Linked DNA regions of Homo sapiens: region 1 is linked to region 2. A link is an interaction called in ENCODE POLR2A ChIA-PET data of the cell type or tissue named here. Cell type or tissue: IMR-90. All regions are shown on one strand. Links, peaks and the distances in the headings refer to the core of each region. The heading gives the core; the rest is flanking DNA.

Region 1 (15,354 bases), core at 3,317-11,316, 63 kb before region 2:
GTTGGCAAAAAATAAACTGAAATAGAGCTATGATTGTGAAGATAATTTCTTCGGATAAAACTGTGCTGTATGTTGCATTTCCCACCAACATCAGGCCTAGAGAGAAGAGCCTTCCATAGCAGTACTTTTGAGAGTTTGATTTGTGGCCTTGCTGAGTGGCAGACACCAGGAACAGTGTTTCACTTTCGCCTGAGAACCAGGGGCAACAGTTGGACTGGCTACTGATAGTGAAGCAATGGGAGTGTGGGCCATGTGGGTTGGGTTTGCATGCTCAGAGTTTGTCAAGGCAAAATATGTGTGAGTGATTTTCCTGCAGCAGATGTGAGCCATGCAGGGGAGACAGATAGAGATAGAGAGAGAGAGAGAGAGAAAGTTTTGTGAGGTCATTAGTCCATTTGTGCTGCCGTAACACCAATACTTGAGACTGAGTCATTTATAAACAATAGATATTTATTTCTCACAGTTCTGGAGGCTGAAAATCTAAGATCAAGGTGCTGGCAGGTTTGGTGTATGCTGAGCATCTGGTCTCTCTGCTTCCAAGATGGTGCCTTGTTGCTATGTCCTCACATGGTGGAAAAAGGAAGGGCAAGAGAGGCACACACTCTCTGAAACCTCTTTCTTTTTTTTGTTTGAGATGGAATTTTGCTCTTGTTGCCCAGACTGGAGTGCAATGGCGTGATCTTGGCTCACTGCAACCTCCACCTCGTGGGTTCAAACGATTCTCCTGACTCAGCCTCCTGAGTAGCTGGGGCTACAGGTGTCACCACACCCGGCTAATTTTGTATTTTTAGTAGAGACAGGGTTCCTCCATTTTGGTCAGGCTGGTCTTGAACTCCAGCCTCAGGTGATCTGCCTGCCTTGACCTCCCAAAGTGCTGGGATTTGAAACCTCTTTTGTAAGGGCATTAACCCATTAGTTAAGGAGGAGATATCATGATTTAATCACTTCACAAAAGACCCTACCTCTTAACACTACCATGCTGGAGATTAAGTTTCAACATGTATTTTGGAGGAAGCACACATTCAAACCAGAGCAGTCATGCATATGCACGATAGTCGATGCAGATGGGCACGAGACTTTAGCAGTTAAAAGATGAGGGTGAACTGCAAGTTTCCCAGGAGGAAGAATGGCAGAGTGCTCCTAAGAGTACATCATTGTATGCATCAGGGGAATGCAGGTGAGATATCTCCATCGGTGAGGGAGATGCCTCCAAAAGGCAATAACAGTGTTCCTTGAGTAGGAAGACCAGCCATCCTGTATTGCCCAGATCTTAGGGTGTTTCAGAGACATGAGACTTTCAGTTTTAAAACCAAGAAAGTCCTGGGAAACCCGGGGTAAGTTGGTCATCCTGCCACTAAGTTAAAATGTAAGCTTTAAATACTTGTCATACCTACAGAGTGTAAAGCTATCTTAAGACAGTAGAGTCAAGTTCTTACTTTCAGGCTCTCTTACTTCTTGTCATTTCACCCTGGAATGGTGAGAAACGACTAGCAGAAATGTCCAGCTAGAAAAAGCAAGCCTTACCTGGGGGAGGAGTGTAAGAATAACTTTGAGTTGGCAGGTTTGACTATGACATGAGACTGGGCATTTTAATTTCTTAATTGAGATGAAGTCGGTGATCTAAAGTGATATAAAAGTGTGTATTTCTCAAGTGATTAGAAAAGTTATAAAACTTTCTGAATTTTCATTCAGAATCGGGAGAACTTCCCCACTGAGTATATTTTAGTGGGTCAATGGGACACAAAATAAAGTTGCTTTGTGATTTCACTCCATGAGTCATTCTTATTCAATATGTTAGTTTTATATTTGTGGGTTTAGAAAAACCCACCAAAGTGCAGCATGTTACACGTCTTACTCCTCTTTACTTTTCCCACTTAACACAACATACTTCAGAGCTTATTCTACGTCTGACAGATTAGGGGACCTTCTTCTCTTTTAATGGTTACATGGTATTCCAAAGTTGGATGTTCCATGTTTTATTGAACTAGTTCCCTCATGATGGGTATCTAGATTATTCCCAGGTTTTCCTATTAAAATCAACTGTCAGTATCAATTTCACATGTCTAAACATAATCTAGATGTGAACATTCATTTCAATTTTTTTTTTTTTTTTTGAGACAAGGTCTCACTCTGTTGCCCAGGCTGGAGAGCAATGGAAGGATCTTGGCTCACTGCAACCTCTGCCTCCCAGATTCGAGCGATCCTCCTGCCTCAGCCTCCCAAGTAGCTGGGACTACAGACACTCACCACCATGCCTGGCTAATTTTTGTATTTTTTGGTAGAGATGGGGTTTCACCATGTTGGCCAGGCTGATCTTGAACGGCTGACCTCAAGTGATCCACCCGCCTTGGCCTCCCAAAGTGCTGGGATTACAGGTGTGAACCACCATGCCCAGCCTCATTTCAATTTTTGTTATTATTCATGAATTGTCATCCAAAGAAATTGTGCTAATTTACCATTCCATCCAAAAGTGTATGACAGACTGCATATTTCCCCACAAACTCACAACAGCCAATCTGATAGATGAAGAAAGGCATTTGATAGTTTAAATCTACATTTTCCTTGTTCTTTTTATTCATGTATTTATTTATTTATTTTTTTGAGATGGAGTCTCACTCACTCGGTAGCCCAGGCTGGAGTGCAGTGGTGCAATCTCAGCCCACCACAACCTCTGCCTCCCAGGTTCAAGCAATTCTTCTGCCTCAGCCTCCCAAGTAGCTGGGATTACAGACTGCTGCCACCTTGCTCAGCTAATTTTTGCATTTTTAGCAGAGATGGGGTTTCACCATGTAGGCCAGGCTGGTCTCGAACTCCTGAACTCAGGTGATCCTCCCTTTTCTGCCTCCCAAAGTGCTGGGATTACAGGTGTGAGCCACTGTGCTTGGCCTAAATCTACACTTTTCTCATTATGAATGGTATTTTATGTGCTTAAGAGCCATGTGTATTTGCTTCTTTGGAACTGTGTCTTTAGTTGTTTTCCTGATGGGTATTTGGATTTTTAAAAATTGATTTTTAGGAAATATTTAAATATTAATATTAAGAAAATTGGCCATTTTTTATGTTTCTACCAGTATTTTTACCTAGTTAATAATTTTTCTATTCATCTTGTTTATGGTATATTTTTACAGGAAAATTTTGACTTTTATGTATTCTAATTTTTCAGTTAAAAATACTTTCTAGGTTTTGTGTCATAGTGAAGCAATTAATGCTCTGAGATTATAAAACCATTTTATAGTCTGGGCGCGGTGGCTCATGCCTGTAATCCGAACACTTTGGGAGGCTGAGGTGGGCAAATCACCTGAGGTCGGGAAGTTTGAGACCAGCCTGACCAACATAGAGAAACCCCTTCTCTACTAAAAATACAAAATTAGCCAGGCATGGTGGTACATGCCTGTAATCCCAGCTACTTGGGAGGCTGAGGCAGGAGAATTGCTTGAACCCAGGAGGCAGAGGTTACAGTGAGCCAAGCTCTCATCATTGCACTCCAGCCTGGGTAACAAGAGTGAGACTTCACCTCAAAAACAAACAAACAAAAACATTTTTTAATTTATTTTGGTATTTTTATTTATTTTTTACACTTAAATCTTTGATTTCTCTTAAACATATTTTTAATGTAACAAGCAAGGCATTGACTGAATGTTTTTTTTCTCAAGTGACTACCCAGTTCTCCTTACACCATTACATAAATAATTTTAATTTTTCTTCGCACTGATTTGTAATGCTACTTTAATCATAATTTGATTCCCTAAAGAATGTGATGTCCAAATTAGGTTTTATAGCTAAGTGTTATGAAACTATTGTGGAACAGATAACCCCAATACTATTTAAACTCATCTGAATAGGAAAAAAAAAAAAACATAACAATAAAAGGATTTTTTTTTTTTTTTTTTGAGGCAGAGTCTTGCTCTTTCACTCAGGCTGGAGTGCAATGGCGCAATCTTGGCTCACTGCAGCCTCCTCCTCCCAGGTCCAAGCGATTCTCCTGCCTCAGCCTCCCAAGTAGCTGAAACTACAGGCGCCCCCCACCATGCCCGGCTAATTTTTCTATTTTTAGTAGAGATGGGGTTTCACTATATCGGCCAGGCTGGTGTCAAAAGCCTGACCTTGTGATCCACCCGCCTTGGCCTCCCAAAGTGATGGTATTACAGGTGTGAGCCAGGGTGCCCGGCCAAAGGATGTTTTTAGGGAGTAGCTCACATGTATTCCTATTTCTCTTTTACAAATTAGCCTATTTGATTTTTTCCCCTTTCTTTGGGAGTCAATTCTAAAAAATGACACATTTTATCCAGATTTTTATTTCTACTTATCTGGGGCTGAGTTTATTATTTTTTGTATTGCCTTTGTAGTGTGATTATTTTTCATTCATTTGTTCTTGAATATATTTTTGCTTGCTTAATTTTGTTCTTTATTTTTATTTTATTTTTTCAACTTTTATTTTTGATTCAGGGGGTGCATGTCCAGGTTTGTTACCTGGATATAGTGTGTAATGCTGAGGTTGGGGTATGAATCATACCGTTACCCAGGTACCAAGCATTGTACCCAGTAGTCAGTTTTTCAACTTTTGTCCCCACCCTGTACCTTTAGTAGTCCCCAGTTTCTATTGTCCCTGTCTACGTCCATGAGTATCCAATGTTTAGCTCTCAGCTTATAAGTGAGAACATGCAGTATTTGGTTTTCTGTTGCTGAGTTAATTCACTCAGGATAATGGCCTGTAGCTGCATCCATGTTGCTGCAAAGAACATGCGTTAGTTCTTTTTTATGACTGCATAGTATTCCGTGGTGTATATGTATCACATTTTCTTTAATCCACCATTGATAGGCACCTAGATTGAGCCACATCTTTGCTATTGTGAATAGTGCTGTGATGAACATATGAGTGCATATGTCTTTTTGGTAGAACAATTTATTTTCCTTTGGATATATACCCAGTAAAGGAATTGCTGTGTCAAATGGTGGTTCTGTTTTCAGTTCTTTGAGAAATCTCCAAACTGCTTTTCAAGTGGATGAACTAAGTTACATTCCCACCAACAGTGTATAAACATTCCCTTTTCTCCACAGACTCACCAACATCTGCTGTTTCTTGACTTTTTATTAAGTCATTCTGAATGGTGTGAGATGGTATCTCATTGTGGTTTTGATTTGCATTTCTCTGATGATTAGTGATGTTGAGCATTTTTTCATATGTTTGTTAGCTGCTTCTATGTCTTCTTCTTCTTCTTTTTGTTTTAGACAGAGTCTCGCTCTGTCGCCCAGGCTGGAGTGCAATGGCACAATCTTGGCTCACTGCAACCTCCACTTCCCTGGTTCAAGCAATTCTCCTCCCTCAGCCTTCCAAGTAGCTGGGACTACAGGCACTTGCCACCATACCTGGCTAATTTTTGTGTTTTTAGTAGAGACAGGGTTTCACCATCGTGGCCAGGCTGGTCTCAAACTCCTGACCTCAGGTGATCTACCTGCCTTGGCCTCCCAAAGTGCTGGGATTACAGGTGTGAGCCACTGCACCTGGCCGTTTCTATGTCTTCCTTTGAGAAGTGTCTGTTCATGTCGTTTGCCCATTTTATTTATTTATTTTTTATTTCCTATTATTATACTTTAAGTTCTGGGGTACATGTGCAGAACGTGCAGGTTTGTTACATAGGTATACATGTGCCATGGTGGTTTGCTGCACGCATCAATCTGTCACCTATGTTAGGTATTTCTCCTAATGCTATGCCTCCCCTAGCCCCCCACCCCCCGACAGGCCCGGGTGTGTGATGTTCCCTTCCCTGTATGCATGTGTTCTCATTGTTCAACTCCCACTTATGAGTGAGAACATGCGGTGTTTGGTTTTCTGTTCTTGTGTTAGTTTGCTGAGAATGATGGTTTCCAGCTTCATCCATGTCCCTGCAAAGGACATGAACTAATTCTTTTTTATGGCTGCATAGTATTCCATGGTGTATATGTGCCACATTTTCTTTATCCAGTCTATCATTGATGGGCATTTGGGTTAGTTCCAAGTCTTTGCTATTGTGAATAGTGTGGCAATAAACATAGGTGTGCATGTGTCTTTATAGCAGACATTTGCCCATTTTTTAATGGGGTTATTCATTTTTTGCTTATTCAATTGTTTAAGTTCCTTATAGATTCTGGATATTAGGACTTGGTCCGATGCTTAGTTTACAAATATTTTCTCCCATTCTGTAGGTTTTCTGCTCACTCTGTTGATAGTTTACTTTGCTGTGGAGGAGCTTTTTAGTTTAATTGGGTCCCACTTGTCAATTTTTGTTTTTGCTGCAATTGCTTTTGAGGAGTTAGTCATAAATTCTTTCCCAAGGCCAATGTCCAGAATGGTGTTTTCTAGGTTTTCTTCAAGGATTCTTATAGTTTGAGATCTTACATTTAAATCTTTAATCTATCTTGAGTTAATTTTTGTGTATGGTAAAATGTAGAAGTTTGATTTCATTCTTCTGTATATGGTTAGTCACTGTCCTAGCACCATTTATTGAATGGGGAGTCCTTTCCCCACTGCTTATTTTTGTTGCCTTTGTTGAAGATCAGATGGCTGTAGGTATGCCGCTTTCTTTCTGAGTTCTCCATTCTGTTCCATCGGTCTCTGTGTCTGTTTTTATACCAGTACCATGCTGTTTTGGTTACTGTAGCCCAGTAGTATAGTTTGAAGTCAGGTAGCACGATGCCTCCAGCTTTGTTCTTTTTGCTTGGGATTGTGTTGGCTATTTGGGCTCTTTTTTTGGTTTCATATGGATTTTAGAATAGTGTTTTCTAGTTCTGTGAAGAATGACTTTGTTAGCTTGATAGGAATAGCATTGAATCTGTAGATTGCTGTATAACTATTGTAATGATATTGATTCTTCCAAACCACGAACATGGAGTATTTATCCATTTGTTTATGTCATTTATGATTTCTTTCAGCAGTGTTTTGCAGTTCTCCATGTGGAAATCTTTAATCTCCTTGGTTAGATATGTTCTGAGGTATTATTTTTTTGTGTGTGGCTATTGAAAATGGAATTATGTTTTTTTTTTGGCCCTCAGCTTGAGTGTTATTGGTGTTTAGAAATAGTACTGATTTTTGCTCATTGACTTTGTATCCTAAAACTTTACTGAAGTCATTTATCAGTTCCAGAAGCCTTTTGACAGAGTTTTCAGAGTTTTCTAGATATAGAACCATAACCTCCACAAAGAGAGATAATTTGACTTCTTTTCCTTTCTTTCTCTTGTCTGATTGCTCTGGCTAGGACTTTTTTTTTTTTTGAGTCTGAATCTCACTGTCACCCAGGCTGGAGTGCAGTGGTACAATCTTGGCTCACTGCAACATCTGCCTCCCAGGTTCAAGCGATTCTCCCACCTCAGCCTCCCAAGTAGCTGAGATTATAGGTACCCACCAACATGCCCAGTTAATTTTTGTATTTTTAGTAGAGACAGAGTTTCACCATATTGTCCAGGCTGGTCTCAAACACCTGACCTCAGGTGATCCTCCTGCCTTGGCCTCCCAAAGTGCTGGGATTACAGGTGTAAGCCATGGTACCCAGCCCCTATTTTGCTTTTGATAAGATTAGCTAATGGGGCTGTCTCAGAAAAAAAAAAAAAAAAAAAAAAAAAAAAAAAAAAGACTAGCTAATGGGCTCTCTTTTATTGTTTTTCTTGTTCTTGGCTTTATTTATTGATTTTATAATACTTTTGGTTTTATAATTAATTGACTCATGCTTTTATTTTCACTTAGTCTTTCCTTGGGTTTCTTTGATAGTTCATTTTCTAAATTTTTGAATTATGTACTTACTTCTTTCTTATTTATTAATATTGTTAAAACAATTAATTGGGAGGCCATTAGGCTGAGATGGTGCCAGCGCCTGGGGTTCCTATGTAGACAAACCAAAACCCAATCCCATGTACATAGTAAAATGAAAGTTACACTAGTTACACTTAACCAGTCAGAAACTGCCAACCGACCTCTAAGTAGGGACTTTCCACTGGATCAGACCCAAATAAGACAAATACCGAGCTATAACCAATCAAGTAATTTGATTATTTTGCTTCTCAATTCAGCCTATAAAGGCCTGCAGCTCATGCAGGTTCAGTGGAGCTGTCTCAACCTCTTCCGGTTTTGAGTGTTCCTGATTCATGAATCATTTAATGCTAAAATAAACTCTGTTAAATTTGTTTTGTCTAAACTTTTCCTTTTAACTACATAAATATAAAATTTCCTCTCAGCATTGCTTTAATTATATTCCATAGATTCTGCTATGTTGTGTTTTATTATCTGCATTTTTCAGTTTCTGATTTGACTTATTCTTTGTTACAAGAATTTTTCAGTTTCTGGAATGTAGGGTATTATTTTTCTTGCTTTGTTTCATTTTCTAGTTTTTAACATTAAAATCTAGTTTATTTGTGATCAGGCAACTGAAAAAAGTGCTTAGCAGGAGAAACATCTTTAAATTTCTCTGAAGGCTAGATATCTCTGGAGTGAAAGTGTGTGTGTGTGTTTGCATGTGTGTATGTGTGTACATGTGTGCAGGGGCAGAGTATGGTGGGGGAAGAGATGCTGTAAGAATTTCTTGTTCAGAATCACTTCCTTGACCCCTTTTCCTCTTCCTTGAGGAGAACATGAAGAGAGAAAGGAGGTTAGAAAAGGGGTGAGACATGTAGAGTGGTTGTTGGTGCAACAACAGTGGATTTAAGGGTTGACCAGGTAAGGCTTTTGTAGTGACAGGAACTGAATCTCTGGAGACAGGCTTAGTACTGTTTAGCTAACCACTAGGCTTTCATGTTGCTGGTGGGGGAGTTGAAGGGGTTTTGGGCAAGGCCAGAGTTGAACTGCTCCACTAGAAAAGGTTGGTAGACATATGCAAGGGAAAAAAATAGAAGAATCAGCTAGAAGCAGGAGAAATCCGTCAGGAAAGAATCAAAATGTTTCATGATATTGTGATGAGTTCTACTCTGTGGAGGATGATTCTCTGGTTTTCTTCAGAGTCTTCAGTAAAAGATCAATTTTTTTTTCATTGTTGTGTGGTGAGGTTGGACCTTTTGGAAGGACTTATCATTATCAGCTGGGGATGATTTCAGATTGTCTTAGGGGTGAAAGCGGAGGCTGTCCATGGAAGCTACTTTGCCTGGGTGAGGCATTTAAGATCTTGATATAAAAAATGTGGACCTGTAGCCCAAGGCATGAGGGAAGAGCTCAGAGTGGAGGGCTGTGAGAACCTGAATCTGGCTGCGGTTTTCCCACTTTCTGTGGGCTACGGGGGAGACTGCTGACATTGTTTTAATATTGTTAAAACAATATTTTAACAGTATTGTTTGAATATTGTTGAAGATCTCAATTCTTCAGGAAAAAAATTTATGTGATAATAGCTTACCCTCCATCTCTTTATGAAATACTGCAAGAATTCAGAGCTCTGGATAGGGTCGATGCACCTGGGTTTACTGCTGACTCTGCTATTTAATTTTGACCTTGGTCAAGTTACCTAATCCTTCTAAGAATCAATGTCCTCCCATGTTAAATTAGAATAATAATGTTGCTTGCTTCACTGAGTTGTGGTGATGATTAAGTGAGATAATCCAAATAAACTTGTTTATCAGAGTGCCTGATAAGCAGCATATGCTCCCAACCACTGGTATCTTAAGCAAGCAAACTGCTAAATGAAGGAATAAATGACCAAGAATACAAGGAGACCTGGTCCAGGCTGAGTGAGCATGGCTTAGCCTTGTAGTCGTGGGCAGTTCATTGAATTGATCTTGTCTTCAACCTCCTGATTCAGTTCAACCCTTAATTACTCAGAAGGTGTTCTGACAGACATCACAAGTCACAACACGTCTAGTCCTCTGTTTCCCATTTGCAAAATGATAGGGTTAACTAGTTGGTTTTTAACATCCCTTTCATCTCTAACTTTCCATGATATCATTATAGTTATTACCCTCAACATCTGTGACCCTGGGCTCAGTCATAAATTCTGCTCCTAATTATCCATGCTTCAGGCCAGCAAACAAAAAACTAAACAAACAAAAAAAATACAAAAAAACCCCCACAAAACCCCAGTGCTTTTTCACTTCTGGATGTCAGGCAATATTCACATTAGCTCAAATAGTCAAACATAAACACACCTGTGATGGTTAATATTAAGTGTCAACTTGATTGGATTGCAGGATGCGAAGTATTGTTCCTGGGTGTGTCTGTGAGGGTGTTGCCAAAGGAGATTAACATTTGAGTTAGTGGACTGGGAAAGGCAGACTCACCCTCACTCTGGGTGGGCACAATCTAATCAGCTGCCAGCCAGGCCAGAATAAAAGCAGGCAGAAGAACATGGAAAGACTACACTGGCTGAGTCTTCTGGCCTCCATCTTTCTCCTGTGCTGGATCCCTCCTGCCCTCAAACATTGGACTCCAAGTTCTTCAGCTTTGGGACTCGAAACTTCGACCACAGACTGAAGGCTGCACTGTCGGCTTCCCTACTTTTGAGGTTTTGGGACTCAGACTGGCTTCCTTACTCCTTAGCTTGCAGATGGCCTATTGTGGCACCTTACTTGTGATTGTGTGAGTCAATACTCCTTAATAAACTCCCCTTTATATGTATGTCTATCCTATTAGTTCTGTCCCTCTAGAGAACCCTGACTAATATAACACCCATACACATTTCACTTTTCTGTATTTTTTCCAAGTTTCCTTTTAAAACTGATACCACTGATATCATCACTTTAAGAGCTTATAAACTGGATGGCCCCTAAGATCCATAGTCACTGAAAAAAGGATAATATACTTGCAAATAAATCAGGGTGGACTATAATGAAAATTGTTGTATGTCCTCTCTTGAATTAGGAGGTAAAGGTATGGTACAAACTTTGATGCCAGACAGACCTGAGCTTAAATGGTAGCTGATGACACTTACCAGCTGCATGAACTTGGACTACTTAATCTCTTCAAATTTTAGTTTTTCATCTGTATAATAGAGCTCATGAGATGATCCAAGCATATTGTTGAGAAAATTAAATAAAATAGTGATATAAAAGGGTTCAGCAGGCACAGCGCACATTTCTTTCTTCTGTCTTATATGGCAGCCATAGATTATAAGATGTGTGCATCCAGGGGCCAATGACCTTGGCACTCTGAGTTTTTGATCTGATACTACAACCAAATGGCAATCTTATGTTTGTTGCTAAATTAAAAAAAAAATCTTTAAATTGAAAAACAGAAAGTTACTTCCGTAAATTAGGTCTCCAGTGGTTATTCACTGCAGTGTTATTCAGCATTTTGAAATTCTTTGACCTGCCCTGAATTTCTAATTATCCCATGTCATGCTACCTGAGGAGGAAGTGCTTGTGAGCTCTCCTGGGAAGGCTATGTGTGTTGGGGAGAGGACAGGAGGGCAGTAAGACTCCGAGGACCTGTCCACATGCTGGCATGAAGGAGATGGTGGGAGAATATGATGGTAAAGAGGAAAAATGAGAAGGTGTGAATGAAGGAGGCCAAAATGCTGTTAAATAGGAAAGTAAACCTTATTTGCTTTTCATTTGTCATTTTGCTCTGTCCAATTGGTAGTAGATATTCTAACAAACAGTAGAATCTTTCAAATACTGACTAGAGAGAGGTTATTTTCAGGCTTGAGGGCGTGAAAAAGAGAAGCAAAACTAAATAACTGAAAACCAAACAACCAAGTGCTGATTAACCGAGAGCTGGCTCTAAAAAGAATGAAAACATCTGCTGGCTTTGTTGAAGGAAAATACCAATCCCTTTGGGTTTTTACTGCAACAAATCCTGTTCACAATTTTATGTTTGGGAGTGATCCAGGAAAAAAATGACCTCTCCCTTTCTGGTAATGAATTTCTCTTCCCTTTTGAACTTTAAATATGTTAATTTAATCCCCAGATGGTCACCAAAAAATATGTATTGACATACTATAGATCCTGATGTACAGCTTGAGGCCTTGCTTCTACCCTGCTACTCCAATTCTCCTGCTTCTAAACATAGTGCTCATGAAGAGGAAGGTTGCCTGGCCAGGCCCAGCCCAGTTCAAGACTGTCCCTCCAGTGTTTATAAGAATTTTGCCTTTTTGTCATAATGTCCCTTCACTGACTTGAAGCATTCCTGACACACCAACAATTTCACAGATTGGTTAGGAACAGAAAGTCAGTGGAATGGTATCAAAACCACATTACTGGGCTTGAAATCACCAACATTTGGAACACATTATCCTACAATATGGTAAATACCTCCCAACTGTGAATTTATTTATTTACTTATAAAATAATTCAAGTATCTCCTCTCATAAGAAAAAGATACACAGTAGATTAATCAATCTTTTTATTTTTTTTTTTGAGACAAGATCTCAGTGTTGCCCAGGCTGGAGTGCAGTGGCATGATCACAGTTCACTGCACTGTCTTCACTTCCCGGGTTCAAGGGATCCTTCCACCTCAGCCTCCTGAGCAGCTAGGACCACAGGCATGTGCCACAATACCCGGCTAATTTTTATATTTTTTTGTAGAGACAGGGTTTCACCATGTTGTCCAGGCTGGTCTCGAGCTCCTGAGCTCAAGTGATCCACCTGCCTTGGCCTCCCAAAGTGTTGGGATTACAGGCTTGAGCCACTACGCCAGGACCATGGTAGGTTAATCTTAAAACAAACAAAAAAAGCATTGTCTGAGCTTGACTCTGTGAGCAGTACTGAAGATGCTTAGAAGAGTCTGTGCTCCTGTTAATACTGATCGTCATTGCTTCCCAATGTCTAGTTAGTTAGAAGCAGAATCTGTGCAAGGTGGGGAGTCATCTTTCTAATCTTGGACTCATTGGCATTTATTAAGTTCTGAGCCCTGTACTGGAGGGGTGGGGGGAGTCTAGAAGCTATAGGAGATCTTATCTGTCTTCAGCAGCATCCACACCTGCTCTCTTTACCATCCGGAACCCTCCAAATATGCAAGTGGGCTAAAGCTGCACATGTAGAAATCATTATGTGAACGCTTGAGCATTAATATAAGTACTTATCAAAACAGCACGGCTGGGCCTGGTGGCTCATGCTTGTAATCCCAGCACTTTGGGAGGCTGAGGCTGGTGGATTGCTTGAACCCAGGAGTTCAAGACCAGCCTGGGCAACATAGGGAGATCATGTCTCTACAACAATACAAAAATGAGCTAGGTGTGGTGGCTCATGCTTTTTGTCCCAGCTACTCAGGAGGTTGAGGTGGGAGAATCACTTGAGCTTGAGAGGCAGATGTTGCAGTGAACTGAGATCGTGCCATTGCACTCCAGCCTGGATGATAGAGCAGGACTCTGTCTCAAAAAAATAAATAAATAAATAAAGTATATGAACATCTAAGGATGCATTAGAACCATTTGCAAACTTAATTCCATGAACGAAGTTTTACTGAACAATAGCTTTGTGTAGGCAGCTGTGCTCAGAACCATAATAGGATGCACAGATGATAAGTCATAGATCTCCCTTCAATGAATCCATAGCCCGGAAGAGCAGATTTTTAAATCCCCAAAATATTAAGAAATTAAGATCCCTCAACTACCTAATTCACATAGTTTTGGGCACTTCCTATATCCAGTGATGACTTTCATATTTTGTTGATCTCGCTGGCTCTCTTCCTATTTTATTTGTTTTCTTCCTTGCTCCACAAGTTTTGGAAATGGCTTATAACAAGAAGGCATGCCATAAAATAATGATACAATATTACAAGAAAAAAGAAAGCATTGTCATCATTATAGGTGTCTTCAAATCCTGCTGGTCCACTTTTTCAACAAACTAGCCTCAAGATTCTGGCATCTTCAACAGTTTATGTTCTCTCTGCCTCAGTTACCCATTCTCCTTGATAGATCCAACCTTGGTCTTACCAAGAGGAGCTCCACCTCCTCTAATATCTTAAGCTCTCCTTTATCAATTGTTAACCAACTTTCTATCCTTTCTGTTCTCTGCCTCTCATGACCCCAGTGTTTGTTATTCAACCTCATTCTATTTCAATACACCAGCCCTTTAAATGCTCCTTTCCCTTCCCATTGAATATCCTCACCTGTGGCTTGTTTCCTTCCTTATCCAAACTAAATATGGGCTGTGTCTCTTGAACCACTGTCTTTCTGCTGCACCTGTCTCTCCAATTTCCACAAGTGGATCATCCTGATTCTCTGCTGTCTCTTACTTTGGTATGTCACTCCACTACTTATTGCTGCCCCTGTACATTCAGGGTCTCCAAACCCAGACTGGTCCTCAGAGTGCTCTGTGTCCTTTAAAAAATTGCCTTTTTCAGATCCCCTCTCCTTCTCTACCGGGGCCAGACTTTCACTACTCTCTTCAAGCTACCCTCCCCATCTCCTCTGCACCTTATTTCATAGAAAAAATTAAAGCCGTCATGTATGATATCCCCGAAACCCAAGGATTCCTTCTTATGAAATATCTGCCTTCTCACTATCCCTACCTCCACACCTTCAGCTGCAGTAGAAAAGGTGTTCCTTCCCTGAATAAAGTTTATTCTTCTGGGTTGCTGAAGCAGTTTTCATGAGGAAAAGGGAGGTTTCCACGTGTCAGCTGGAATCCATGCTTCTGCATCCTCTCCCTTTAAGGTCATTGCTTGGGTAACTATTTCCTAATATCTACCCTTATAATTGGATCTCACTGTTAAATCTAGGCGCTCCTTCATGGGCTCATTATTTAAAAATCTGGGGGCAAGTGGTAAGATTTGTATGATGAGATACAAATGTGCTAATTTCTTGACTACCTTATTCCATATTCTATTTTGGATTCTGCATTGCTAACGTACCCAGGACTTACACTTTTTATTTAATTTCTTTTTTCGGTTTCCTGTTAGTTCTTATCAAACTAGGATTTAAGAGAACAAGGTTCACATTTACCCATACATGGAACAATCAGGGCCAATATCAACAATCTGTTGACAGGAGAACAGGAGAGAAGGTGCTCATAAAAGTTAATAAAAACGGAGCTTCAGATGATCCTCAACAAAGGAAAATGATCTGCAGAAACAGGAAGCTCTTCATTCCAAATCAATTTATTTTGACAATATTAGATTATATATACAAACTGGCCTGACTCAGGGTTTTTTCATATACTTGCTAAGTCTTCCGTAGAGGAATGGCCTTTGGGGAAAAAGCACCCTGAGTCAAGCTAGCCTAGGTAAAGCCCCACCCGGCTCAGTGCCAAGCCTGGCATTCAGCACTCTGAAGATGATTACCCAAGCCATCAGGTACACAGAATTTCTGTCATTCAAATGATGATCACTAAGCCAAACTTCTGAACCATCTCAGGGAGAAAGATGTAACTCTAAGTTTACTAAGCTGGCGCCACCAGCACTTTTGTGGTGGATACACGATTGCTCAGCAGGGGTCCTGCCTCCCTTCACCAAGATGCTTCTGCATA
Region 2 (15,354 bases), core at 3,708-11,707:
GGAAGGAAGAAGCCGAATCCTTGGTGGTGAGTGCAGAAGAGGAATTTGCTCTTGGCAGGGCCCTCGTGATAGAGGAGAAGCTGAGTCAGGGATTCACGGAACAGAGCAATAAACAGATGGCCGCGCTGAGAGCAGTAATGACTGGACTTTCCAATGGCATCAAAAAGGTTTTTTTTTTTGTTTTCACCTCTCAATAACCGTGAACAGATATTTTAAGAAGTGGCAACACGTTAGAAAGAATAATTAATCTTTCCGGCTGAAAATAATTGTAACAGGAGTCTATAAGATCCCGAAAGTAGGAAGCTATACAATTGCTTCCTCAATACGAGCATCTGTTTAACCTTGTAGAGCAGGCACAACGTAATAGTCAATATGCTGCAACCCGGGGACACCCTGTTGGACAAGGCACTGCCCTAGACTTCATGGAACTCACCATGAAACTCCTTGTGAGAGGGACAGAAGCATGAGCATGCATATAGGAAGCCTTCAGTGGCCTCCTTTACTCCCATCCCCATTCACTACTACTCTCTCCACTCCAAGCCTGTGGCAGCTTTGTCCATCTTTCTTTATAGCACAGGTTACATTGAATTATGGCTGCCTGTTTCCTTGGAGCTCCTTAAAGTTATACACTATATTTTGCAGAATACATATTCATTGGCTAGTTAATTAAATTAATGGAAGAAACATATCCCTCAAGGGGATTTGAAACACCATACAAAAATACCTAAGAGTGACAGAGTAAAAATAAATCAGTGCATAAATAAATAAAATCAGTATACAGAGAAAACAGGTTAGAAAAAGTAAGATATATCCAGAGTAAGAAGATACTTCTTTTGAAAAGAACAAGAATGTTAAAATTTGAATTTTTTATAGAGACAGAGTCTCCCTACGTTGCCCACACTGGTCTCAAACTCCAGGCCTCAAGCAATTCTTCCTTGACCTCTCAAAGTGCTGGGATTACCCACCACGCCTGACCGGAAGAAACTCTTAAACTGAATTTTGCAGGGTGGATGGAGGTTTTTGGGCAGAGAAGTGAGGTTAAAGGAATTCTAGGCAGGGAGTTCTGGCATGTACCATGTTTGAATAACGGTGATGCTGGAAGCTGGGGTGGAGGGGGTGCTGATGAGGCTTGAGATTAGTGGGAGCTGCACTGTGGAAGGCTGTACAGAACAAGTTATGGATAGGAATTTATCTTGTGGGAACCTGGGAGCCAAAAATCATCATGATTGGATCCACATTTCAGAAATGTCTCTCTAGCAGCAGGGTGTTGGACAGATAAGAACATAAATTATGGAAGGCTGTCAGTTCCTTCTTTAATATCAACTCTCCTCAAATCTCTCATCATGTTTTCTATGAACATCAGAAGGAGACCTCACCTCTTATTTTGCAATTTTTGAATAGAACAAAAAAAAACTATTTGATGTGAACTTTTTGGAATACTTGGCTGCTCCCTCAGTCAACAAGAAGTACAACCACCCTCAAGTTCATTCCTCCTAGCCAATGAAAGAGGTACCTCTTTTCCTGCCTAAGACTCATTAGTTCACAATATCTGGTCAGGCATGTGGCTTCCCTTCGCTCCTATCTTTTGCCCCTTCTCTGTCCTGGCTCCTTCTTAACCAATAAAGCATACCCTTCCTCAGACCCTAGGTTCCCCTCAGATCATAAACTCTCCTTTTTTCCACAGTTAAGTTGCTGGAGATTTTCTACATTCACAGTCTGTATTTCTTCTCTTCTAAGTCACTCCTCAACAAATTTTTATTTGGATTTGATACCAAATTGCTCTTGCCAAGATTCCAGTAACCTCCAAGTAGCTAAGACTAAAGAATACTTCCATTATTATCTTATTCGACGTGACTGTAGCATTTGAAACAGTTGACTATTGCCTCCTTGAAACTCTCTCTTCCTTCATTTCCTCTTTCCTTTTCCATATAAAAAATATTTTTGTATTTCTATATGGAATACTATGATTAAATATAAATATTGTAATTACAACCCCAGCTTTTTTTGCAGACCTAGAATCCCATGCTTATCTCTTAAATGTTTATGTTTTCTAGAAATACTTCTCTGGACCTGAGAAAAAAGATGGATTAAAGGGACACATTTACGCATTATTAAAAGATGGGTCCACATGAAACCATCATTGGGATGACATTCAATAAGGAAGAAAAAAGAATAATGATACAATCCTAAGGAATATCAATATTCATGAAGTTGGGAAGAGAAATCAGGTAACACAAAGAAAGTGCAAATCAGAGGAGCAGATGGACAAAGTAAAGACAAGCATCAAGAAAGCCATGGATGAAGAGTTTTAAGAGGGAAGTGCCCTTTGGAAAGGTGAAGTACAATAATACATAACAAGCTCACTAGATGTGGCAATTAGGATACCAGTGTGGCCTTTGAGGGGACAATTTCAATGGAGTAGTGAAAACAGAAGAACAGAGAAGCTCCCTTACACCACTTACATGGGCTACTGAGAGAATGGGAAGTTAGCAAATGGAGACATTAATTTTCTATTTCATTTTCAAAAACCTTGGATGACACAGAGGGAGGGGGAGGGAACAATTTGAGTAGGAATAATGTTAAGGGAGGTCCTTGTCTCAATCTTTTCCTGCTGCTATAACAGAAGGCCTTGGACTGGGTAATTTACAAACAACAGAAATTTATTTCTTACAGTTCTGGAGGCTGGGAGGTCCAAGATTAAAGCAACAGAAAATCTGATGTCTGGTGAAAACGCCCTCTCTGCTTCCAAGATGGCGCCTTGTTGCTGTGTCCTCACAGGGCAGAAAAGATGGAAGAGCAAAAGGGACCAATGCTCTGTGAAGCCTCTTTTATATGGGCATGAATCTCATTCACGAAGGTGGAGCCCTCATGACCTAATCACCTTCTAAAAGCCCCATTGCTATCTTTTTTTAAAATTAATTAATTAATTTTTTATATCTGTAGGTTATTGGGGAACAGGTGGTGTATGGTTACATGGGTAAGTGCTTTAGTGGTGATTTGTGAGATTTGGGTGCACCCATGACCCAAGCAGTATACACTGCACCCCATTTGTAGTCTTTTATCCCTCCCCTCCTTCCCACCCTTTCTCCCTGAGTCAAGGCCCCACCTCTCAATACTATCACACTGGTGATGAAATTTCAACATGTGAATTTTGGAAGAACACATTTAGACCACAGCATCCCTTTAGGATAGTGGAGATTTGAACACACTTATAAACCCCAGGCAATCTTAGAAACTGGAAAGAAGTAATCTTACAAAAAATAAAACAAAGTGTTAGTTTATACAGATGTAATTAATAAATAGAGTCCTCCTAAATGGATATTCATTAAAGAATCATTTAAATAAATTGAAGTGCTACCATTTTGCAGGATTTTTCTTTGGTCAATGAATATGACCAAATATTATAAAAATATTTTCTGAGCATTAGCGGGCTTTGTGTATTCAAAGTATTAATGGGATGCAACATCATGAAATGTAAGACAAGTTGGCAAGTGTTGATGTAGTGGGAAGGGTCATGAAATTGGAATCTGGAGACCCATATCTGTCACCGACCAATCATTTAAGCTCTTCAGATCCCTAGTCTTCCATTTCAAGTTGAGGAGAGGAGGTTGGCCAAGATGGTCTAGTCTTCCCTAGGTAATTTTTGGGTTTTTTTGTAATTTTTATTTTAAGTTCTGGGGTACATGTGCAAGATGTACCCCAGATGTGCAGGTTTGTTACATAGGTAAACATGTGCCATGCTGGTTTGCTGCACCTGTCAACCCATCAATCCCTAGGTATTTTGTAAGGGCTCCTTTCAACTCCAGTAAATTTGGTTGTTTCTCAAGCTAGATTTATCTCATTCCAAGGTCTATGGACATATTCTCCTGGGTCTTTGAGTTCACAATGAAAAATCCTGAATTTTATATTTTCATTTTAATAATAAAGGACTAAATTTTTGATAATATGAAAGACAAACCCATGTCTGCTGATTTCAGCACCTGCATTTATTTTTGTATTTACAAATGTATTAAATACATGTAGTTTGGCTTTTTGATATCCTAAAAGGATTTCAAGTAAAATTTAGTAAGTTGGAAAGCTTCTCTAGTTACCTGTGATTGTTTGTTCTATTTTCTTTTTCTTTTTTTTTTTTTGAGACAGAGTCTCGCCCTGTCACCCAGGCTGGAATGCAGTGGTGTGATCTCGTCTCACTGCAACCTCTGCCTCCTGGGCTCAAGCGATTCTTCTACCTCAGCCTCCCAAGTAGCTGGGACTGCAGGTGCGTGCCACCATGCTGGGCTAATTTTTGTGTTTTTAGTAAAGACAGGGTTTCACCATGTTGGCCAGGCTGGTCTTGAACTCCTGACCTCAGGTGATCCGCCTGGCTTGGTCACCCAAAGTGCTGGGATTACAGACGTAAGCCACCTGCCCAGGCTAGTTTGTTCTATTTTCAAACTGATAACCTACATTCTGGATCTACCAATAAATTTATGTTGAATTATTTCATCTCATTAATGACAAAACTTTAATTTTACATCAATAATTTTCAACTAAAAGGTGTTTCCATAAGTTAAGATTTTCATTTATTTCTTTTCTTTTTTTGAGATGGAGTCTCGCTCTGTCACCCCAGCTGGAGTGCTGTGGTGTGACCTGGGCTCACTGCAATCTTTGCCTCTCAGGTTCAAGCGATTCTCCCACCTTAGCCTCCCGAGTAGCTGGGATTACAGACATCTGCCACCATGCCTGGCTCATTTTTTCTTGTGTTTTTAGTAGAGGCAGGGTTTCACCATGTTGGCCAGGCTGGTCTTGAACTCCTGGCCTCAAGCGATCCACTTGCCTTGACCCCCCAGAGTGCTGGGATTACAGGCACAAGCCACCACACCTGGCCAGGTAAGACTTTCATTTCTTTCTTTCTTTCTTTTTTTTTTTTTTTTTTTGAGATAGAGTTTCACTCTCGCTGCCCAGGTTGGAGTGCAATGGCACAATCTCAGCTCACCACAACTTCCACCTCCCGGGTTCAAGCGATTCTCCTGCCTCAGCCTCCCAAGTAGCTGAGATTACAGGCATGCACCACCACGCCCAGCTAATTTTTTTGTATTTTTAGTAGAGATGGGGTTTCTCCATGTTTGTCAGGCTGGTCTCAAACTCCCAACCTCAGGTGATCTTCCCACCTTGGTCTCCCAAAGAAGACTTTCATTTCTTAAGTGATTTAACATATTGATACTTTGACGTGACACCATGGAAATAACATATGGCATCAGTCTTCTAGCCTCAAGGGCTAGAAGAAGATGCTCAGATCAACCCAAGGTCAAAAGACATTTTATTGCTCTGAAGAAACAAAATCTTTGCAGAAATTTGAATGAAAAAATGCGGTGGCAAAATGGAGTTTTTACATTACAAACAATACTACAGGTGCATGGAACTGAAAAGAACCTTTGCCATTAACATCAGTACCCTTTTCACATCAAGCGAGAGGTTTCCATTTTAATGAAACAACCTGGCTGGGCGCAGTGGCTTATGCCTGTAATCAAAGCACTCTGGGAGGCCAAGGCGGAAGTATCGCTTGAGACCAGGAGTTCAAGACCAGCTTACATTAAATTACTTTATTTGATTATTATTATTATTTTGGTTTGTGGTTTGTACTTAATTTATAATTTTATTTTTATTTGATAGTTGTATAAAAACTATAGATATAAGTAAGGGGTTTGTACATGGATTTATGCTTATAGATATTTAAGTAACATTTTGATTAAATAATTTAGGTTACCATGTGTACCTTATTAATTTTTTAAGACATACATATGTAAGCCTTGAGAATCTGGTTTGGATTATACAGCTCTATCTATTTCTCTAAATTCTCCTAAGCTAAGAGTGGGGAAGCAGACAGTATTTGTGGCTGGGGGATGCTGATGGCACACAGAAAAGCCTAAAAATTATGGGGACCTCATGGAAATTGCTTCTCCATGGCCAGGCTCACATCCCCAGACAGGGAAAAGCCACAGGGAAAGGGAGACCTCAAAACCACTTGGCCAAACTGGAGGAAGCTGAATGAATGGGGTAGGTTAGGGTGACAATGGAGCAAAAAGGAAAATGAACTGCACCAATGCAACACTGGGTTTTTCAGGTGTTCAAAGAATCAGGTTTCAAAAGTTAAACATCAATCAGAAATGTACTAAAAGTGGTTTTCGAAAGAACAGTTCAAGGCTGGCATGTTAAATGAAGCAGCCAAGAGGACATTGGACATATTTAGCAATGGTCAGACCCTTCAGAGAGGACAGTGTTTAGTTAACAGCTTCACCATTCAAGAGAGGAGGGAAAACAAAGCCTGATGAAGATAGTGGAAAATGGCATCCAGCAAAAATATGAAAATGGGCTAAGCAAATCTAAGGTGTTTAACTTGGAAAGGAAACATGAAAAAATAAGAACATTTTTCTAGGGACAATTCTGCAAAGGGAGATTACACCAAATTGGTGACTGGAAGTTATCTATCTTACGTAATAATAAAAAAGAAGGCGGCAGGGCGCGGTGGCTCACGCCGTAATCCCAGCATTTAGGGAGGCGGAGGTGGGTGGATTGTGAGGTCAAGAGTTCAATTCCAGCCTGGCCAAGATGTTGAAACCCCATCTCTACAAAAACTACAAAAATTAGCCAGGCATGGTGGCAGGTGCTTGTAGTCTCACCTACTCAGAAGGCTGAGGCAGGAGAATCACTTGAACCCGGGCAGCAGAGGTTGCAGTGAGCAGAGATTACACCACTGCATTCCAGCCTGGGTGACAGAGTGAGACTCCATCTCAAAAAAGAAGGTATAGCTGCATGTTGTGGCTCACACCTGTAATCCCAACACTTTGGGAGGTCAAGGTGGGAGGATTGTTTGAGGCCAGCAGTTTGAGACTAGCCCTGGGCAACATAGTGTGACCTCGTGCCTGTATAAATAAAAAGTAGGACACATCTCAAACAATAGTGATTTAGGTTGGTAACATTTAAGAGAAACCACCTTAAAGGGAGCCTGAGGAGAACTCATGGGTTCTTGACAGAAGGTATAGAGATTGTCCCCAGGAGAGCTGGCAATCTGTTTCTTGAGATACAGTTGTGCCAGGATGAAATCTTAAGCCACTGGCTGTTTCTGTGCTTCTCTAAGAGGAAAAAGAGGTCAGGAGTTGAGAAATGACTGAATCCCAACAGGGCATCAGGAGTGTTAACAGACAGGACTCCAGTCTGGGATGTTGAGGAGGAAGCCACCAGAGTGTGACTTGGCGAGAACCTCCCTGCTGGTAGGAAAGGGATGGGTCAATGAATCCAAGGTGGCCTGCTGAAAAGGGGAGGTCATGTTTGGAGTTCTCAGAGTGGAAGACGCTGTGTATATATTAGGCCATCTTTTTTATTAAGGTCCACATACAGCAAATTAGATTGAGTATTTGCTAATACTTTCTACTCCTAGTATAGAGTCAACCTCTCTGGGGCTACTTCAGGCTCTTCTCCACAAAGGGCTTGGGTGGCGGGTGAGGTGGTATTGTTCCTCCCCCTGCCCTGCCCACCAAGTTTTTAATTCCAGTTGAAGGTCAAAATGCTTTTGTTTCACCAGAGAGCTCCTCAGAAAAAGCACAAAGGAAAAAAAAAAAAAAAAGGACCGGGTAAATGTACCAAAAATTTGGCCTTTTGAAAAGTAGGTTGAGAAATTCTTACTAGTGTATCTCTTACAGTTTCAAGCTGCTGTTTAACCATTTAATCAGTGACAATCTCACAGAGAGACCTGGAAAACATAGACTGGTAAAGTACAACACATTTTGGTGATGCTTTCGGTTCTTAAATGATTCTTTTTTTTTTTTTTTTTTTTTTTGAGACAGAGTTTCACTCTTGTTGCCCAGGCTGGAGTGCAATGGTGTGATCTCGGCTCACCGCAACCTCTGCCTCCCGGGTTCAAGCGATTCTCCTGCCTCAGCCTCCTGAGTAGCTGGGATTACAGGCATGCACCACCACACCCAGCTAATTTTGTATCTTTAGCAGAGACGGGGTTTCTTCATATTGGTAAGGCTGGTCTCGAACTCCCGACCTCAGGTGATCTGCCCACTTTGGCCTCCCAAAGTGCTGGGATTACATGCATGAGCCACTGCACCCGGCTAGGTTCTTAGATGATTATTCTAAAAGTTCACATACTGAGCACAACTCTCTGAGGAGTTTAGAGAGAAAATCATTTCACGGGGATAGTTACTGTGTGAGACATTCTGTGAAAACATTGGAAAATATGACTTTCCTCATGACATTTGCTGTCTCTGACTTTCCCATGGGGAAAATCTGAGGATCAATGAATTCCCATAAAGTGAACCCCACCACCGCCTCCCAGAGGCCGTCTGTCTGGAGATAGGAGTAAGCAAGGACCTGTTTCTGGGAGCAGGCTTTCCATTTGCATGTGTTTTATACTTGGAATTGAACTATGGAGACAGAAAGGCAGGCTATCCCGGCAAAGCTACAATAACATTTTTATTACCACATTTACTTGAAATTGATTGTTTGAGTCCCACTGAGGATATTTTCAATAAACCAAAACTTTGAGAAATTAGAAACAAATCGTTTCTTGAGTAGTTTGGGTCTTCATACTTCGAATTCAAAATAGAACACATCTATCGATCAAATTATTGATTGTTAACTTAATCAATTAAAAATTAGTTTAAGTGCTCACAATCTAAAATGATTTTTGATTTTTTGATGAAGTTTCCTGAGGGCTTTTCCTCCTCATACCTTCAAATGAGTAACAAAAAAAAAAGAGAAGAGTAACTTACCAGCCAGTGACTGTGTGGTGGAGACCTTATCTCGAGCTGTTGCTGCAAGGCAGGAGGGCGGAAGGTGAAGGCAGAGGGTGTAGTGAAAAGAGCCCTGGACTAGAGTAGCATACCTGGGCACAGCTGGGCCTTGAGTTCCTTTCTGCCACTCATCAGCTATGTGGAGTCGACTGATTCCCGTAACCTCTTTGGGCACAAATTTCCCTGTTTGAAAAAGATCACCCCTAAAATCCTACCTGCCATCTCTGCCTAAGAGTCTTTCACTTAGCTCACTTTTACCCGATCCAGTATTGACCTCATCGGCTTGTAGGCTTGTCCCTACAACTTACTTTCCTTCTCCTATCTTCCGGCACAGTGAAGGGAGCCATTGTCCAGCTGGCCATCCAAGAGCAAAGCCACTGGAGCTAACCTAACCTCCTTTGTTTTTTCCTGCTGTAATCTGCCTGTCTCTCAATCAGTTAATCACAAAGTCTGGTCATTTTTCCTTCTGAATATCTCTTGACTCTGCATGTCCGGTCCCAGAGCCCTTGCCTCAGGGCAGGCCGGTATCTTCCTGCCACTGCACTCCTCCCTCTGGACTCATCTCCTCATCTCCCATTACCTCTGTGCAAAACTTAATTAACATAATGTTACCTTTGTGATCTGGCTTCTGGCCCGCCCCATCTGTCAAAAGCTTTCTGCTTTCATTCTGCAGATAAGGGAAGTACTTGGAGCTCTTCAGGTGTGCTGTGCGTGCACTCGTCTCCATACCTGGGTACATACTTCTTGCCAGCAATTTCCGTCCCACCATTTTGGGTCTGAACAAGCCCATTCAGCCTTTGAGAATCCACTAAGGGATTGCCATTTTTTCTGAGCCTTCTGTGCCCTCTGCCCCTCTTCCCCCTTCCCTCAGTCTGCATAGTTGCTCCTCTTCTGAGCTTCTAAACTACCTCAGCTTTCAGGGCACATTGGACTTGCCTGTCCACCAAGTCTATTTGCAGCAGACTCTGAAGTCAACTTATCTTTGTATCTCCTGTAGCTGGCAAGTTTCCTGACACATAGTAGGTGCTGAAGTGTCAGGTCAATGAGTAAAAGTAGAATAAAGAAAGAAGGAGAGCAAGGAGAAGAGGGGAATGAAAGGGAGGGAGAGAGAAAAGAGAAAGGAATGAAAGAAAGAGGGAAGGAAAGAACAAAATGAGCTAACCACTTTCATGATATTGAGTAATAGGATTAAGATTGGGGAGGTAAGAAAGGATTATCTTGAGTGTCATAATGAGGAATTTGGATGTAATCCTCCGAGCAATGGGGAGCTATTGATGGTTTTTGAGTAAAGAGGTAAATTTGTTATTATCTACACAATTCTTTTACTTATTCCTGTCTCTCTCTCTCCCTCTCTCTCCCCACCGCTGCCCCTGTCTTCTTTCTCTCAAACCAGTATTTATTGAACAATTAGCATGCACCAGGCACTGTGCATAGTGCTAGCCACTGGGAGCCCAGAGGTAAGTAAGAAATACGCTTTATCTTTAAGGTTCTTATAGTCAATGAGAGGAGATGGAGAAGGAGACACACACTTGCAATCTTTTGTCAAAGGTATCGTGACTGAAACACGAATAAGTAGAGTGGAGGCTCAAAGTGAGAGTGGTTAGTTCTCACTGGTTAATGTTGAAGCAGAGCCTTCAATGACTGCTGGCTAGATGCTTACCAAACTGGGTCGTTCTTCTTGGGTGCACAGGTGAATTCTATCCCAGCCTTTCTTGCAGATGGGGTAAAGGTATGACTGAACTCTGGCCAATAGTATGTGGGAGAAAATATAAATTCCACATCCACCCCTGGCCCCTAAAAACTCCCATAGGTTTATAGGAATGGGGGGAGGTAGAGTGGCTGATAAGTCCTGAGAGATTCTCTTGATTTTCTGGGCTCAATGTAATCACAGAATAGTAGCAGTGATGGTAACCAGTGTTCATCTAATACAAGCCCTAGTTTTATTGAGGTAAGGAGACTGAGGCCCAGGAAAATGAAATGACTTGGCTACACTTCTCATGAATGGATGGATTCCCAGAAATCTGGGCCCACAAAGAGTTCACCTCATCAGAAGACTTGCCTTTCCTCTAAGCCTTGGGCGGTCAGGAAGCTCGGAACAGACGTTAATAATCAATTGCAATGATTCATTAATTGCTTGTGCCTTGAACAACAAATCTCACGTCCTACCTGGTTTTGTGTCTTACTTTAAATTTTCTTTCTTCTCATCTTTTTCCTTCTTCTCTGTTCCTCCTCCTCCTCCTTTTTCTTCACCTCCTCTTGTTTTCTTCTGTTTTTATATTGTCAGCTAACTGCAAGAAGGGACCAGTTGTCAGTGTCATTGTAGGCACTGTGGGCTTTTCTGTGTCTTTTATGGGAGCTGAGCAGAGCTCCTTAAAGTAGGCTTCAAGCACTGCTTTCTAATGAAATGCACTCTGCCTCCAGGATATAGAGAAGGGAGCCCTGGCTTCTTCTAGTGGTTCCCAGGCAACTGCTATCGCTCAGGGACTCAAGTCAGGGACACTCTGTCACCTGTGCTTCCAGATAGTTTCCAAAGTGGTTGTGACAAAACCTCCCTTTAATTGGTGCTCTCATCTGAATAGGTTTGTGACCTATGGATCCCATCTCTTCTAGATCTTGGAAGGTGCTAGTTGTATGGGTCTTGGCCTAGTACTGAAACTCAGGGTCTCTGGACAATAATTACTGCTTGGATGTGTCCTGTATTCATAAGTGTAGCCCTTCAAAACAGCCCTGACCCTCTGTCCACTTTGGATGACACGAGCAGGTACTGTGATCACTCCCCCAGTCCCTAACAGTGATTTGAGAAACATTTGGAAGAGTAAGTTTAAACTTATCTTTAAGTATAAGATCAAAACTATATCAAGGTATCACTGAGAAGCAGGAGAACTTTCTTTTTCTTGTTTTCACTGAAGTATTCATAGACCCACTTTGAGATTTTCAAAATAACATAAACGTATTAAGGATCTCAATAGAATAGGAGGTGAGTAGGGGCTGGCGGGGAGGGGAAGTGAGGCAAATACTCATCCATAGGAATTAAGAGTACAGTGTTCTTTTTTTTTTTTTTTTCCCTTGGGGTGGGGGAAGTTGTTGTTTTGTAGAAGTTGTTGTTTTTGTAGAATGTCTGAAAGATAAAGAGATAGGAAACCAGATTGGGCAGGGGAAATCAGACAGTGATCCAGAGCTGATGCCTAGAACAGGAAAAGGAGAGGATAGCAGACCCGGCCTGGGAAATTCTCTGGCTGTAATTCACATCTGACAGAGCTTGGCCAACCCAATAGGAAGTTTTGGTGCCAAGCTGGCCTGTGAGGAGTCCACCACCAGCCAGGGCTGATTCTGGGTCCTGATGCTCCACCATGCTCAGTCATTGGCTGGGAGCTGCCTGGAAAGACCATAGCTCAGAGTGACACTGTGGCAGACACTGAAGGCGTTGTCCCTGGAGACTGTCACCTAACAGCACTCCTTGAGGCTGAGTGGCAAGTTGCTTTCCTGAGGGAGGCCTAAGCTGGTACCATAGCTGCCACTGGGTGGGGGTGAATTCTGGAGAATGAGTGGGTGAACACATAAAAAGAGAAGGGGAGAGAGAGAGACAATTTAATTTTTATCAGGAAATGACTATCATCTTTTTCTTTTATGAAAAATAACCACTAGGTGTGCAGATACCTGTGATACATTTAGTTGTAATTAATTAAGCAACAGGATCATATTCAATTTTAAGGGCCTAGAGAGTAGGGTTTGGGATTATTTTACATATCACCTGGGTCTAGAGCAGGGGTCAACAAACCATGGCCTGTGGACACAGACTGACCCACAGCCTGTTTTTTGTAAATAAAGTGTTATCAGAACACAGCCAGGAACATATTTTTCTATACTGTGTGTGGCTTCATTTGCACTACAATGGCAGAGTGGAATATGGTCCTAAAAGCCTGAAATATTTACATTGTATCTGACCTTTTATAGAAAAGATTTGCTGACTCCTTACCTAGTTTAATAGCTGCCCTCCAATTATCTCCTGTATGTGATTGGCCTGATGCCCAGCCTGAGGACAATTGCGCAATTAATTAGAAGCCTCTGAAAACTCCTTCTAGCCCAGTTGATCACCCATGTTGTTATAATGGTAGGGAGAGGGGTAGGGATAAGAGTAGGACACTTGGAACTTGATTTGCCACAATAGTCACTGCTTGAGTCTATGGCTTTAAGTCATAGTTAAAGTGATCATTAATTATATGTGAAAGGGTGACGTATTCAATTACTATTATTCTGCAGGTTTAGTTTATCAGATTAGCTACCAGGACTAAATTAGTGAGATTTGAGGATTGGGATATAGGTGGGGTGAGAAGCTGAGGTTTAGGCTTGATTCTTCAGGAGAGGACACTGGGATTCCAGGCTAGAAACCCATTAAGAGTGAGGAGACGAAATAGAGTAATCATTTCCTATGACAGTAAATTATGATGATGGGCAAATCCTTTCATTCAACAAATATTTACTGAGCATGTGCTATGTGCTGGGCCCTGCTCTAGGTGCTGGAGATGCAGCAGTGATCATAACACAATAATCTCTTTTCCTGACTTGTGCCTATGTCAACTTAATCTACAAGCAGCTTGTCTCCTGTGATCAACTGCCTATGGAAAAGATCAGGCTAAGAATGTCATTTAAAAAATGGCTTTCATTTCCAATAATCCCACAGTGAAACACAATAGCTTTGATAGATAATCCCACAGTGAGGCACATTAGCATTGATGGAAAAGTCAGGAAAAGGAGAATTTTTGTCTGTTTTGTTTACCTAGAGCAAGGCCTGGCACATAGTAGGTGCTCAATAACTTGTTGAATGAACACATAGCCACATCGTAATCTATTGACAGGCAATACAGAGGCATTTGCCTGCAATCCTGGTGCAACTTACAGTCCACTGAAAAGGACAGACAATAAGCAAAATAAATAAGAGAAATACATAAGATAGTGTATATAAAGTGATGATTACTAGGGAGAAAAAATAAAGCTGGGAAGTGGGATATGATGTACTTGTGTTTCGGGGTTGAAGGAAGCACTGACATTTTATGTGGTGCACCAAGGCATGACTCCTGAGAAATTGGATTAAAGAAGGCCAGGCACAGTGGCTCATGCCTGTAATCCCAGCACTTTGGGAGGCCGAGGTGGGTGGATCACCTGAGGTCAGGAGTTCGAGACCAGCCTGGCCAACATAGTGAAACCCTGTCTCTACTAAAAATACAAAAATTAGTCAGGTGTGATGGTGCACACCTGTAGTCTCAGTCACTGGGGAGGCTGAAGCAGGAGAATCACCTGAACCCAGGAGGCGGAGGGTGCAGTGAGCCAAGATCATGCCATTGCACTTCAGCCTGTGTGACAGAGTGAGACTCTATCTCAAAAATAACTACAACAAAAAAAAGTTGGAGTAAAGAGAAGTGGGTCTGTTTTTTCATGGGCCTCTCCATCAGCCTCTTCAACAAAACACACAAAAAATTAACAACAAAAAAAACGCCACAAAACATACAAAAAATTAACTTAAAAAACCCAAAACACACAAAAAATTAAAAAAAAAAAAAAAGAGAGAGAGAAGGCTGGGCACGTTGGCTCACACCTGTAATTCCAGCACTTTGGGAGGCCAGACTGGCGATCACCTGAGGTTGGGAGTTCGAGACCAGCCTGGCCAACATGGAGAAACCCCATCTCTACTAAAAATACAAAATTAGCCAGGCGTGGTGGCACATACGTGTAATCCCAGCCACCCGGGAGGTTGAGGCAGGCGAATCGCTCGAACCTGGGAGGCAGAGGTTGTGGTGAGCCGAGGTCATACCATTGCACTCCAGCTGGGCAACAAGAGTGAAACTCCGTCTCAAAAAAAAAAAAAAAAAAAAAAAAAGAGATTGCCACTTCAGACATGTTGTGCAAAAAGAAAATGTATAAAAAATGGGATGAATGCTGTATTTTTTTTAACCTGTGGCATCATCAGATATAAAATGCAAAGTAATAGCTTGGGAGATTTGTGAATGTCAAACTGATTAATTTCAGGCTTATCACTGCGTAGGCTATTGAACTTGCCTATTGGTTAAAACAAATTCTGGGTCTGCCCTTCTTAAAGGCTTTCAGGCATGAGTATAGGGTTCCTTACAGTGTTAAAGCTCTGCACAATAAAAGTCCTGGCTATAAATTTTGCTGTGCTTCCCGGCTAAATGGACACTTTGAGTGGAGACAGACTGGCGGGAGCTGAGGTAGTTATAGCTTTGATTGACTGCCCCTCTATCATTCCATCTTCCAAGAGCCTTGAGCAGAGTTGAGAGTATTGAGCATGTTGATTGGCTGCTGTTCAGAGATTGAGACAATGCAAGTGATGTCTAACCTTGGTCAGTTTGTAGGCAACACTACCATGATTTTGTGTGGTTAAGTCACGTGAGCATTAGGAAACGAAGGAATGAGGGAATGGGATGTTTGTTAATACATCTCTTGAGAGGTTAGTCCTCTCTGACTCATTTACTTCCCGGAAGTCGTGTAGGAGAGTCATTAATAGAAAATCACCTGTGAAAATTTGCTATTTGTACTCAATGTAACATCGAATGTGAAGGTC

Evidence for each region. ChIA-PET counts read pairs that join two places held together with the same protein. Peaks named below come from ENCODE experiments on the same cell type or tissue, not always from the same donor. Only the 100,000 strongest peaks of a DNase experiment are listed, where the experiment ranks them.
Region 1: POLR2A ChIA-PET joins it to region 2 with 11 read pairs; 2 of 35 experiments call an interaction of 5 or more read pairs at or near these places.

What each region holds. Positions count from the first base shown.
Region 1 is chr5:68,134,327-68,149,680 of GRCh38, reverse strand. No RefSeq gene overlaps it. Among named protein-coding and RNA genes, the nearest start is that of LINC02219, 48 kb to the left of the region's middle. RefSeq lists an enhancer at 494-543. In IMR-90, for the core only: no CTCF peak of the experiment used is centred there; a DNase peak (open chromatin) is centred at 8,010.
Region 2 is chr5:68,071,674-68,087,027 of GRCh38, reverse strand. It overlaps LOC124900990 (a long non-coding RNA gene), which reads right to left and starts at 9,288. Exons shown (of 2, transcript XR_007058800.1): 1 at 8,757-9,288. In IMR-90, for the core only: no CTCF peak of the experiment used is centred there; no DNase peak of the experiment used is centred there.